Regions from separate parts of the Homo sapiens genome. Here region 2 is linked to region 1. Evidence: chromatin loops called from intact Hi-C (ENCODE). Cell type or tissue: IMR-90. All regions are shown on one strand. Each heading gives the region's core, and the rest is flanking DNA. Links, peaks and the distances in the headings are about the cores only.

Region 1 (6,721 bases), core at 675-5,674:
TTAAATGAGATAGGCAATCTATATAACTTTGGCATAATTACATGTATAATAAGTTCTCAACAAATAATACTGTTTTCTTTTCATCTATACCTCCTCTGACTCCTTGCTCTCTTAACCAATATCAAATGCACAGTATAGTTATATTTTATCCAAAACATAAGGATCTTTTAAAATTTGGATAAATCTGTTAGAATTTCTCCTTTTTAGACTTCTCTTCTCCATACTCCTTCATAACATCTGCAGTCTAGAGCAAGTAGGACTGATACAGACAGGAGACAGCCAAGGGTCCATGGCAAAACCCTGCCTTCTAGCCTAAAACAGCATGAAGGCTGAAAAATCAAACTGCTGCTCCTGGATGAAGCCCACCCTTTCCCCTTTCCCGACTGATTCTCTCTGACTAATGCCCACCTGCACCCTGGGAGAATAGGGTGGAGCCTCAGGCAGTTCATGCCATTTGCAGCCAGGAGGAGCCTGGCCTCTTCAGTTCCTGTGTGGTGACCTGGGATTCAATCTGTGAGATGGAGGGCCTGTTAGCAGGACTCCATCTCACTTTGCTGAGTTTTTTTTTTCCTTTTTTCTTTTCACTCAATAAATTTTGTTCCCCACCCTTCTATGTGTCCATGAACCTAGTCTTTTTTGGTCATGTGACAAGAACCCAGTTTTAGCTGAACTAAGGAGAAAGTTCTGCAACAAGATCAAGTACAAATGCTGACCTCAAAGATTTCATACTTAAAGCAGTCTGAATATAGAGTGTAGTGGTAGTAATTGTGAAAAAGCACATTAGCACCACCCGTATAATTTGAACAATTATAATACCAACATTTTCCAAATAAGTGATTCCTTATTTTAATATAATATTATTTGTATTCATCTTAGGTCAATTCAAGGTAGTTTATATTGTACTTAGCATAAAATGTTCACTAAGAAATAGCCTAAATTAAATCAGTAATTCTTCCTGTGCCACTGCTATTAGGTTCAATTACTTGAGAACAGAGAATTAATATTAGGACTAATAATAGTTTCTTATATATCATTATATCTTAATGAGTTTGAAGTATTATCTAACATTGGAAGAGAGAGTTATGCCATGAAACTAGTACACATTAATTTAAGAACTACATTGTAATCACACCCCAAATCAAATAGTCCAGACTCCTTGACAAGGGCGTAATTCAAATGTGAAGCCCCATGGCATCAAGAGGCACTGCAATGAACCTTAAAAGTTTTCACAGATTCATTAATTTGTTAACATAAGTATGTGGAAGTTAATTTGAACTTTCAAACAGATTTTATTGAAGCATTCTCTATGTCACATGAGGCTTATTATTAAGAGAAATATAATAAACATACAAACCACAAAACAATAAAGATTTCAAAAATATTACCTTTACTTGCTTCCTACACTGAAGCTGACTTACTTTAAATTATATAAAATTGTATATTAAGAATTTTGGCAAACTATTCACTCGTAAAATGCATTTAATTTTCTGCGCATTTTGAATACACACTTTAGCAACTTGTTTCTTCATATTATGTCTATATTTCAGGAGAGCAATTTAGTACATGGTAAGAAACACAGTTTTTAAGTGAAGTGAAATCTCATGTGTTAAAATACTACAAAACTTTAAAACCCTGATTTTTAAAGTGTTGAGATACTTAAGTCTTTGAATAAAGATATATCTTTATCCTAAATCAAATACTTTTTGCCATATATGTCCTCACTTAATCCATGGGAGAATGAGCTATTACTTTAGCTTTAAAAAATGTTTTCAATCTCAGATACTTAGAATAGCAAGATGAGTAGTGGTTCCACTGGTCTTAATTCAAAGTACTAAAGATGGGAATAGAATTTGAGTTGGAAGTAGAGCTCCCTAGAATTTCCATTAAAATACCATTAATTGTTCTAAAAAATTATTCTATGATTGCCAACTGCCTCTCCCATCTCTTATTTTTCCATGAATTTATATTTTAGGGAATTTGTACCAGCTTATTTGGTATATTTCTTTTCACTTTTTAGGTTTTATTTTTAAGTTATCCATTCTACCATATTCCTTTGCTTTTATCTTCCAAGACTTCTACTGATTTAAAAAATTATTATGGAAGTTATATTTTAAATTTGTAAAATCTGAATAGTCAATTCAATCTTGTAGAATAGCAAATCCGGTGTATTCATAGTGTTAGAGATTAAAACCTAGTATAAAGATACAGTAATGAATATAGTGTATGTACCAACATAGAAAAGGCCAATAAAACATAACTGAGAGTCAAAAAAAGACCCTCATACATATCTGTCTCTTGACTTATGACAAAGGTAACACTAAAGTGTGATGGAAGAATAACAGTTTTGCCGATAATTATTGCTGAAAATATTAGCTATTTATGTGAAAAAAAAATCTTGACCTACTTAATACCACATGCAAAAACAGTTACAGAAATATTGCAAATCAAAATGTAACAAGTAAACTATAATGTTTAATGACAGAGCAGGAGCACCGTCATCTTGGACAAACACTGCCACTTTGAGTTCCAGCTCCCTTTCTAGCTTCATGCGTTTCAAGGAAATCACTTCTCTTCTAACTACAACCAGACAGAAAGAGCAGACAGTAAAACACAGATAAGACAGCTTGGGCACAGAGAAAAGTAGGGGGAAAGTCTCTTGGGTTACTGCCAAATTTCACCCTCATACAGTGAGCCCCAGTAAAACAGTGGGCCTTAATAAGAACATTCCTTTCCCTTGAGGTGCAGTAAGGTAGGGAAGCTAAAAGCAAACTCCGGGGGATATGCCTGCAGCTGCAGAGAGATGTATGGGAACAAACACACAACTCTCCCTCTCAGATAAACACAACAAACAGACACAAAAGCAGTCCAATCCTCTAATAAACTCTCGTACCCTAAATCCTTAAAAACTCGTAGTCTGTAAAAAAGTGTGGCTCTAATCTAACTTGGCCAGCAACCCCTCTCAGATTCGTTTAAAATAAACCTGTCCCTGTTAACTGTAAAGCCAATCTTCGTGTTTCTCTCCTCTTTCTTTAATTCTTACAGTTTTTATTAGAAAACCAAGAAAAATATCTTAATGGCATTAGATTACATAATGATTTCTTTACAAGCACACAAAAAAATACAAATAGGAGATGAGATTTATCAACATTAAACACCAAGTGCTTCTGTTCCTCCAAAAACATTATTGAAAGAATAGAAATTCAAGCCACACATTGGGAGAAGATATTTACAATACTTCTATCTGACAAAGAACTCACATCCTGTATACTTACTGATAAGACTCCTATGAATTACTAAAAAAAGAGAAAACTCCAAAGAAATGTGGCAAAAATCTTGACTAGATACATTACAATATACAGCATTTAAATGTCCAATAAACATATCGACTAATGCTAAATTTAGTTAATCACTAAGAAGGTGCAAATTTAAATCCCAGTATAATACTACTGTACACCCATTCATATTGCAAAAATGAAAAAGACTGACACCAAGTGTTGACAAGGGTGTGGAGCAACTAATGGTGGGAGTATAAATGATTAGAATCATTTTGGAAAATAATTTGGCAGTATCTGCTAATCTTTAGCATCTGCATACTGTTTGAAGCAGCACATCTCCTCCCAGGTGTAAATGTAACAGAAATGTGGACCCATGTACACTGAAAGACAAGTTCAATGATGTTTATAATAACACTATTCATAATAGTCCCAAACTGGAAACAATGCAGACATAAGTGGCATTAATAAATACACCTATTACTGAGAGTGAAAGTGAGCAAAATTATCACTGAGCAACATAGCAGGGTATAATCACAAAAACAAAGTGTTGAGCAAAAGAAGCCAATCACAAAAGAGTTCCTACTGTATAAATACATGTAACTTTTTTTTTTAATAAGCAAAACTAACCAATATAGTAATTTTATTTGCTGACAAGAGGGAAAGAGGCTGGAAATGATGATGACAAAAGCATCTGTGGTGTTGATATTATACTGTGTTTTGATCTTTATCTCATTACAAGGATATATTCACTTTGTTAAAATCATAGAGCTGTATGACTTGATTTAAGCCCATTTTGTATGTATATTTCATGAAAATATTGCATACTTTCAATGTCTTTTTAAATGTTTTTTTTTATTTCTCATATTAATTTGTTTTTTTATAGATATACATTTTTCTTGATCTTTTCAAAGTGAAATTTTAAGATATTTAAATTATCAGATCATCTTAGGATTTTCTTTTTTTCTTGGTTTTTAAAATTTGTTTATCGTTATAATTCCTTTTTTCAGAAGATATATCAGATATGTATTGATTCTTTGTTTCTATTTCTACCTAAAATGAATCATTGAGAAGAACAGTAATTCACTCAATGCAAGGCAAAGCTTACTTACCTGCAACATTGGTCTAGGGCAACTGAGCAGCTAACAAGCCATTATGCTGCTGTTTCTTTAAAGAACACAATTAAGAAAGCTTCACTTACATGAGTTGCTCTGTTTCTCCTAAAATAGTATATTGAATTTATGTTGAAAATAACTAATTTTGTTTTTGTGTTCGTCCAACATTAATGCTTGGAGACTGTTTTCTGCTACAGTTGATATTGAATGTTGGTTGCATGTCTGGATATACAGCATGTAGACAAGGGATTCTTAAATACTGTTGCAATTGAATCCCTAATTTTTAGTCCTACATCTTATGCTTGCATCCCCTCCTGTCCTGCATCCTTGAACTTGTCTAGAATTCTTCCAAGGAGAGGAATTCCCTCTTTGGTTAAAACCTTTCTGCACGCATTCTCATTTGTGAAAATTTAATTTCCTTCTTTAGTCACTTCCATTTATATTCACCTTCCAGAAAATATTTGAAATATTTCATTTTATGATTATCTGTTTCCCATGATCTTCATTGTCATGGGTTTATACCTTTAAAAACCTTTCATTATCATCTTATTAGTATCTTTGCATAAAGTAGATCAATGTATAGACTTAATTTGTAACCTTGAATCACAAGGCATATAGATACGTATTTAAACATAAGAGAGTTTATGTTTGTGTGGGTGTTACAGCTGAAAGAGCACTGTAGTTAGAGTCAAAAGATATATAAATCTGAATTTAAGTTTCTTTACAGCCATATACCAAATGGTTGACCTTGAACAAGTACATAATAACTCTGAGTTAAATTAATATAAAATATAAGGACCTAAGGCATATTAATCTAACACATGAAACTCAGCAGTTAAACTTTGAAATGTTATATAATTGAGAATGATTTATTATATGTCCTTACTGAAAACAATGAGTTTCATCATCATTATATAGAAAGCAGTATACACTATAATTTTTTAACAATCTTATTTAACATTCAATGCAGTAGTAATTGATGACTCATGCAGATTTTACTCTTGCTAATACTAATTATAATGATGAAGCCATCCTATGTATACTGTATTTCCTAAGGCAATTAAGAAAATATAATAAATTATAGCCTCCCTATTTTTATTCAGCCTGTTCTGTTATCTTTATATATTGCGTAGCTCTTAAGATTAAAATGGACGTGGTTTTTTTTAACTCAATAGATTATGAGAACCAGAAATATGTACATATATATGAATAATGTAATGAATGTGTACTATGTTAACAAGGCTAAAGTGAAACTATGTTCCCTAGAAGTCTGTTCCCTATGTGATTCCAGGTTAGGATTTTCCACAGGAGAATTCTCTGCAATATTTGGAAGGCAGAAGTGAAGCAGCAGCCACCCGTAGGCTTAGTTAGTTAAAGTTGGATAAAGTGCTGCTGCAATTCATGCACGTTGTCTCTGGTCTGCTGGGTCACTTTGTTGGTGTGGGCCAACAGCTGTGCCTGAAGCTTGTGTATGTAGTATATACAAATTTTCCTCCTTCATTTTCTCTAATTCCTGTGCCTCATACCTGTGTGGTTTCATGGGAAAGTTGCTAACGTTTTCCTCATGTGAATTTGGTGGCTGGAGGCGTTGAGAAACAGACAATGATTTTAATTTGTCCCAGAGGTTCCACCACATCATCAGAGCTGCTAGTTTGTCCTTGCTCTCCATATTTCACATCCAATTTTTTTCCTGCTGTTCGACCTGATGACAAAATCCAGCACCAAAAGCAGAATCAACAGCCTTAAATAGGCTGCTTAACTTGCCCTCACAATTGAGCACGTTCAAAATCCTATAAAAGCACACTCTATTCATATTATTAACAGTAAGTCTGCTTATCTGATTGAAATATACCTGATAATGAACAGTAAGATACAATCATGAAGTAGGCACAAGACAATGGACTGCATGCATCTTAGGAAGTGAAAAGCTGAACATGACCTAGACAAGAAGAATCTGAAAATTGACATAGAAATAAAGAATATGTAAAGAAAAAAGAGGTTGCATATATTTTCCTAGTGGTAATTAGAAGACAATGCAGGAGACTTCAGAATTATTGTTTTATTAAGCAGCAAAAATATTACCTTGTATTTGCTGAAAGATAAGCCAAATTGATATGTTGATGACTGACATGTAATGAAGGGAACCATGGTTGTAAATACAAGTGTATTGATCAAAATGTTATGAGAAGAATTTTAAAATAACATAAGGTAAACCCATTTAATGTGCCTATTGTTGTAGATGACATCAATGTGAAAATAAGATAATTTATTCTAATTTTTAAATTTTAGTTTCAAGAGGGTACATGTGCAGGTTTGTTACGTGGATATTTTGGA
Region 2 (6,721 bases), core at 961-5,960, 1.9 Mb after region 1:
TGGGAAACAGGAGTTCATGTGCCCATTTTAACTCTTCTTAACTTTGGATTTCGATGCTCACAATCCAAATGAAGCATGCCCCACCCATTCTGAACTTAGAGATGGTCAAAATGGTTAAATCTGTTGTATTGGCAAGATAATGTTTAACCTTATCTCTCCCTTTGGGAACTCAAAAATCCTCAAGCACTGTCTCTTTCATCTTTGATTCTTCAGAGCAGATTGTCAATAAATATTTATTGTAAGAAACTGTGAATGTTTTAATGAATGAAGAAATGAAGAATTATAATGAATAAAGGATAAGCTAATAAATGAGAAAACAGCAGGCCCCAGAAGAAAAGTAAATGAATAGTAAAGTGTTTGGCTATCTCAAATAGGGTACAGTCATATTATTCTACTATTATCAATAATAAGTAAATTCTGCAGTTCAACATACCAAAAAATTAAATGTGATATGAGATGCTAACGATCTGCAACTAACTACTTCTTATTAATCAAATATAAATCGGATTTGTTCTTCTACCAAAGTCCTACAGTTATGTTTTTACTGTGTCATTCACAGTTTCCACATAAAAGCAGCAGGATGCTAAATGAAAGAAAACATGCTGTGTCAGAGTAAAATTGGCCATAAATGAAAGTTGTCTGAATCACTTAGCACAAATAGTACAGGGCAACTTTGCAAATGCATTTGCTGAGTAATCTGAAGATAATGCAACCTTCAAAACCAACTGCTTGGTGCAATGAAAATAAATACTTACAAAAATAGTAAAGATTCCTTGAGTCAAGGAAAAAAGTAAACTTAGTTCACTTAAGATACACATCTCAAGGCCTTTAAGTAAGGAAGAGAGAATATTCTAAAGAATAAAACCTGTAGTATATATGAATTCTTCAGTTACAGAGATGTTTTCATCTTTTCAACCACAAAGACCAGGACAGTGTGAAGCACAAAGTCAGGGCCCATTAAATGACTCTGGACAAAAGGGAAAGAGGAGGCAGTCAGTAAATCTCGATTAATTAAAAGAACTTGGATACAACAAAATATTTGGGAATATGAGTCATTAAGTGTTCACCAAACCTAAGTCTCCGCCTCTAGATACAGGAAACTCATTATTATTCTTGGCTGCTTTTGTTTCTAGTTTGGGCCATATGATTAGATCTGACCAATGAGTTGTGAGCAGAAGAAAGTGAGTTTCACAATTCAAAGTATTTTATTACAGGGACCTCCAGAGATCTCTTTCTTTTTGCCATGGTAAAAGGCAATGTTTGCAGAGTTAGCTGCTTCCACAGCCTGAATACAGGAGGAGGAGACATTGAACAGAACCCCAATGCCTTCCACAATAAACATGTAGCCTAAGTGAGAAAGAAATCTATATTATATAAGTCGCTAGATTTGGAAGTTATTATTTATTTATTTTATTTTATTTATTTATTTTTGAGACAGAGTTTCACTTTGTTGTTCAAGCTGGAGTGCAGTGGCATGATCTCAGCTGACTGCAACCTTCACCTCCCAGGTTCAGGCAATTCTCCTGCCTCAGCCTTCCGAGTAGCTGGGATTACAGGCACTGGCCACCATGCCCAGCTAATTTTTGTATTTTTACAAAATGCAAATAGAGACGGGGTTTCACCATCTTGGCCACGCTGGTCTTGAACTCCTGACCTCAAGTGATCTGCCTGCCTCAGCCTCCCAAAGTGCTGGGACTACAGGCTTGAGCCACCACGCCCAGCGGTATTTTTTATCACTTAGCCAAGTTTATCCTGACTCATCCACTTAGGCATTTTTCCTTCCTTTAACGGTACCAGGTCTTCTGTATTGTTCATTATATATGAATCTACTCTCACATTAACTTTTTTAGAGAGTAATCTTGTAAATATTTAGAGTTAGAATTCCCTATGTAAAGCCATTGGAGAACCCATGAGAAATCCTTACATGTATACATTTATATACCATAGTCTGGAGAGAAACTTCCTGAAGTAAGTTCTTTAAAGAAATATGTTCTTTAACTTTTTTCTAGAACAGCATTTTAAATTTTTTGGACAATCGCAAGAAATGTATTCAGAAAGCTACTCATTAGAGAAAAATTGGAAAAATACTATAAAGAGGTTTGAAAAAATATAATAAATGTGAACACTTATCAAATTGTTCCAAATTTACTTTGGATTCCTTTAATAAACCTAAGCCAATCCCAATTTGTTCTCGGCATTTGATGTTTGAAGAGTTCATACATCCTGTCCTTTCGCTTCCAGATTGAAATACCCCAGAAGTACACAAAAACAACAGAACTGTGGTATATCTAACTATATCTAATCCATCAGGTAATATCTTCGGTCTTTCAGGAAATGCTCAGCATCTTAATAAATAGAGCCATATTTTATTATGAGAATTGAAATCCCCATGAACTACATGAAGGGCTGCATTAATGCTAACATTAAAAGTTAGGAGTAAAGAAGTATTACAAAACTGCTAAGTATGAATATCCTCTTTTGTGACAAAGTTCCTTTTTGATGGGATATCTCTCAGTAAGGACATTGATACTATTCATCAGCATTTCAAGAAACATGACCGCATTTTAAGTTCAGATTAAGCACTAAATTTTGTTTCTGTTTTCCTCTTTTGTATCTCTTACAGAATGCTGCAGCCTAGACTTAGAGCAAGCAAGGTTAGATTGCTTTAAATGTTTTAATTTCATTACACCAAATTGATGCAAACAATTGAAAAATGGCTCAACTTAATTTTAAATCGAATACATTTTCCCAAAAGATTGTAGGATTTGAACTTAGAAAGGATCCAAATCCAAATCTTATCTCTGCCATTTATGAGCTATGTCATTTTAGGCAACCTGCTTATCTTCTCAGTACCTTATTTTCCTCTTTCGCAAAATTTGATCACCACAGAATCATTTAGTTGATAGTACTGTTGTGAGGACTGAATGTGATAATACATGTCAGGCATTAAAAGTAGTCACTTGGTTCCAACAAGCATTAAAAACACATGTTTCTATTATAATTGCTTTAAAATAAAATAACTGAACCATGGATACATTCTTAAATACATGCAGTTGCTTAAATTATTTTGGAAGAGGAATATAGAAAATGTGCCAGTGTTCACACAGACAGCTACAATTTTCCAAATATACATCACTTGTTTCACATGTATCTAGAACTAAATAATCCCTACCATTTCTTCCTTACAGTGCTACAAGTTAAAAAACATATTTCATGCATTTTAAATTAATTAATTAAGTGTGAAGTAACTGCTCAGGTGCGGTGACTCACACCTGTAATCCCAGCACTTTGGGAGGTGATGTGAGTGGATCACCTGAGGTCAGGTGTTCAAGACCAATCAGGCCAACATGGTGAAACCACATCTCTACTAAAAATACAAAAATTAGGCAGGCATGGTGGCACACACTTGTGGTCCCAGCTACTCGGGAGGCTGAGGCACAAGAATCACTTGAACCGGGGAGGGGAGGTTGCAGAGAGCCGAGACTGCACCACTGCACTCCAGCCTGGGTGACAGAGTGAGACTCTGCCTTAAAAAAATTAAAAATTAAAATAAAAAATGAATAAACTGTAAAGTAACTGAAAGATGAGACATAACTTGTAAAATCCAAAGGAAGATGGTAAGATCGTGAAGTAGTTTTTGGTAGTTCTCTTTAGGAAATTCAAAAGTTTCAGTATTTATTTCAGTAAGTTTCATCTGTAAATCCAATGAACATGTACAATATTTTACCAAGTTTCTGTTCCAACCCTGATATACTGTCCACCACCACGGCAGTGGTGTCTTTCTGCCATCTAGTGGACAGACTATAATACTACAGGCACACTTTTGAAAATTTAAATATAAGGCCTCAAAGGAACAAAACCACTTTTGTTTCTTAAGTTTTAAATCTTAAAAGCGGATCGGAGGGCTGAGCGTGGTGGCTCACGCTTGTAATCCCAGCACGCTGGGAGGCTGAGGCGGGTGGATCACTTGAGGTCAGGAGGAGTTCAAGACCAGCCTGGCCAACATGGTGAAACCCCCTCTCTGCTAAAAATACAAAAATTATCTGTGCATGGTGGCAGGTGCCTGTAATCCCAGGTACTCGGGAGGCTCAGGCAGGAGAATTGCTTGAACTGGGGAGGTAGAGGTTGCAGTGAACCGAGATCGCACCAGTGCACTCCAGCCTAGGAGACAGAGCGAGACTCTGTCTCAAAAAAAAAAAAAAAAAAAAAAAAAAAGTAAATCTGAGAAGAGTGACTTTGTGATATTATAAGAAGCACTTTTTACATTTTATTTATTTATTTATTTATTTTTTATTTATCTTATCGAGACCAGGTCTTGCTCTGTTGCCCAGGCCGAAGTGCAGTGGTGCAATAACTCACTGCAGCCTCCAACTCCTGGACCCAAGTGATCCTCCCACATCAGCCTCCTGAGTAGCTGGAACTACAGGTGCAACCACTTCTAGCTAATTATTAAATTTTTTTTTAGAGATGAGTTCTCAATATTTTGCCTAGGCTTGTCTCAAACTAGAATTATTTAAATTAAATGCAGTATGAAAAACACATGAGATATGAGAGAATATGTAAAAGGCACAACTTTGAGCAAGTTGAATAGTGTAACCCTATTAATATAAATGCCTCTCCATGAAGAAATACTGAAAATGTTGTGATGATAAATGTTTTGTAATACTTCATTAGTCCTAACTTTTAATGGTGCATCAATTGGAAATCCGCTTTAACATATTTTCATACTTAGACCAAAAATATCCACTGCAACAATAATAATATAATAGCCAATGCACAAAAGAACAAAACGAAGCATGAAATATATGTTTCCATATGTACAAATGTAAACACATACTCACATAGTCATTCTTTAGTATAATGGAAACAAGACACCTATTATCACTTGCTATTTTGTGGTTACAAATTTGCCCAGGATTAAGAAATGGTCACACCAGAAAAAAACGATTAAAACCTCTAACATCAAGCACAGTGATTTTGCTATCACACAATGTTACCTTACTAACTTAAGGCTTCTTCACAAAATAATTATCAGATCTCAATTACCTAATATTTTCATTTGAAACCCAATTATGTAAAACAATAGAGATATCATAAGTGATTTATTTTTGAGCATTTTTCACATATATGCATGGATAGGTAGGTAGAAAGATTATTTTAAGGAACATTTTTAGATAATAGATGTTAAATACACTGCTGAAAAAGGACACATTTGTGAGAAGGTGAGCAAAGTGATCTCCAAAAGGCAATCACACTCTAATACTTGTGAAACCTGAGGCCACATGGACCCAAGGCTGCAGTTCGCCCCTCATCTCTTCCCACCCCTGGGTCCATCTCATACCATGAGGGAGCTTCATACTAATGCCTCTGTGACACCCTAGTTCACACATACAAACTCAGACCATGCCTCTCCCCACACACCCCACCTCCACCCTCATACTAAAAGCAGGCTCTACAATTTGGACCAGGAATAGGGTATCTTGATTACCTCCAATGTATGCAAGCATTGGATGGGCATTTCACATTGGTCCTCATAAGCTTCACACCAACTCCTCACCCTTTGTGGAAGGGCACTGCAGGAGGACAGCGAGGATAGGGTCTACAGGGACTAAGAGTGGTACTGGAGTAAGTGTGATTTACAAAAGGGTATTTTCTGGAGGGCTATATGGTGGAGAGAAGATGTGAAATAATGGTGTCAAAGGGGAGCCTCATGTTCAGCATTTTCCCTAGTTTCTGTATTCAAGTGTCTTGTTCTAGAATAAAGAATGTCAAACTTTCCATGGAAGCAAGGAAGACAGGAACTAAAGACAGCTGTCATGGTGAACTCCATCCTGACCTAGGTGAAAAATTTGTTTCTCTGACTTGTAATGTCAACTATGGAAACAAATTTTCCCTTCAAATATGAGGTGTCTATCCTGTAGTCTGTGTTCATTTTGCAAGAGACATGAACATGTCGGATATAGACAGCATTATTTTATTAGAGGCAGACATATGTATATACTTACCAAACTGTTCATTTTTGAAGATGAAGAACCTGCTCTTTGCTTTCTTAAACTATTAACTTCTTCTATATTTCCATCTTTCGGTTTCAAAATCATTCTGCTACTCCCTGCAGTGCCTTCTGACGAGGATCGCAGTCTCCTCTCTATAAATCTTCCTTCACGAAATGGACTGAGACTACTGGCAAGAACTATGGAAAGGAAAATAAATAAAAATGAAGGTAAATATTTAAATGTAGTTTTTACAAATGTCCCACTGAAAGATCATGAAAAACTCTTAGTGTTATTCAAAGTTTCTCTATCACAAGAAAACTTTTAAATGTATAGCATCAGTTTAGTTCACTTAATCATGTAATCTCTTTGAAGCCCAAAACGTTTGGAGTCATCCTTTGTTGCTTCGTTGCTCACATTAATCACATAAATGAATCCTGTCCTTATTTCCTTCAAACTGTATACAGAATCTGATTCCTTCTACCTCTCCTTCTAAGACCCTGGACCAAATCTATGCTGGCTTGGTTACTGCAATATTTGCTACAATTCTCCTACCTCTGCCTACTCTCATCTGCCTCTCCACCCGCAACACAATCTACATTCCACATAGTAGCCAGAATCATATACTTAAAACATAAGTGAGGGCCATCACCACCACTCCTCTAGCCAAAAGGTGATGTTTTTCAAATGGCATAACAAATTCTTCATAATATGACCCATATGACTGCTCT

Evidence for each region. A loop is a pair of places that touch in the nucleus more often than their neighbours do. Peaks named below come from ENCODE experiments on the same cell type or tissue, not always from the same donor. Only the 100,000 strongest peaks of a DNase experiment are listed, where the experiment ranks them.
Region 2: a loop joins it to region 1, with 4 times the contacts of the local background. A loop is called at or near these places in 3 of 110 quality-filtered maps.

What each region holds. Positions count from the first base shown.
Region 1 is chr4:92,169,180-92,175,900 of GRCh38, reverse strand. No RefSeq gene overlaps it. Among named protein-coding and RNA genes, the nearest start is that of LNCPRESS2, 100 kb to the left of the region's middle. In IMR-90, for the core only: a CTCF peak has its summit at 3,489; no DNase peak of the experiment used is centred there.
Region 2 is chr4:90,312,332-90,319,052 of GRCh38, reverse strand. CCSER1 (coiled-coil serine rich protein 1) reads right to left here. Exons shown (of 11, transcript NM_001145065.2): 3 at 6,006-6,190. Among named protein-coding and RNA genes, the nearest start is that of CCSER1, 190 kb to the right of the region's middle. RefSeq lists enhancers at 3,681-3,975, 3,711-4,070. In IMR-90, for the core only: a CTCF peak has its summit at 3,779 (motif pointing left); DNase peaks (open chromatin) are centred at 1,112, 1,752 and 3,802; H3K4me3 peaks cover 169 bases; H3K27ac peaks cover 977 bases; H3K27me3 peaks cover 224 bases.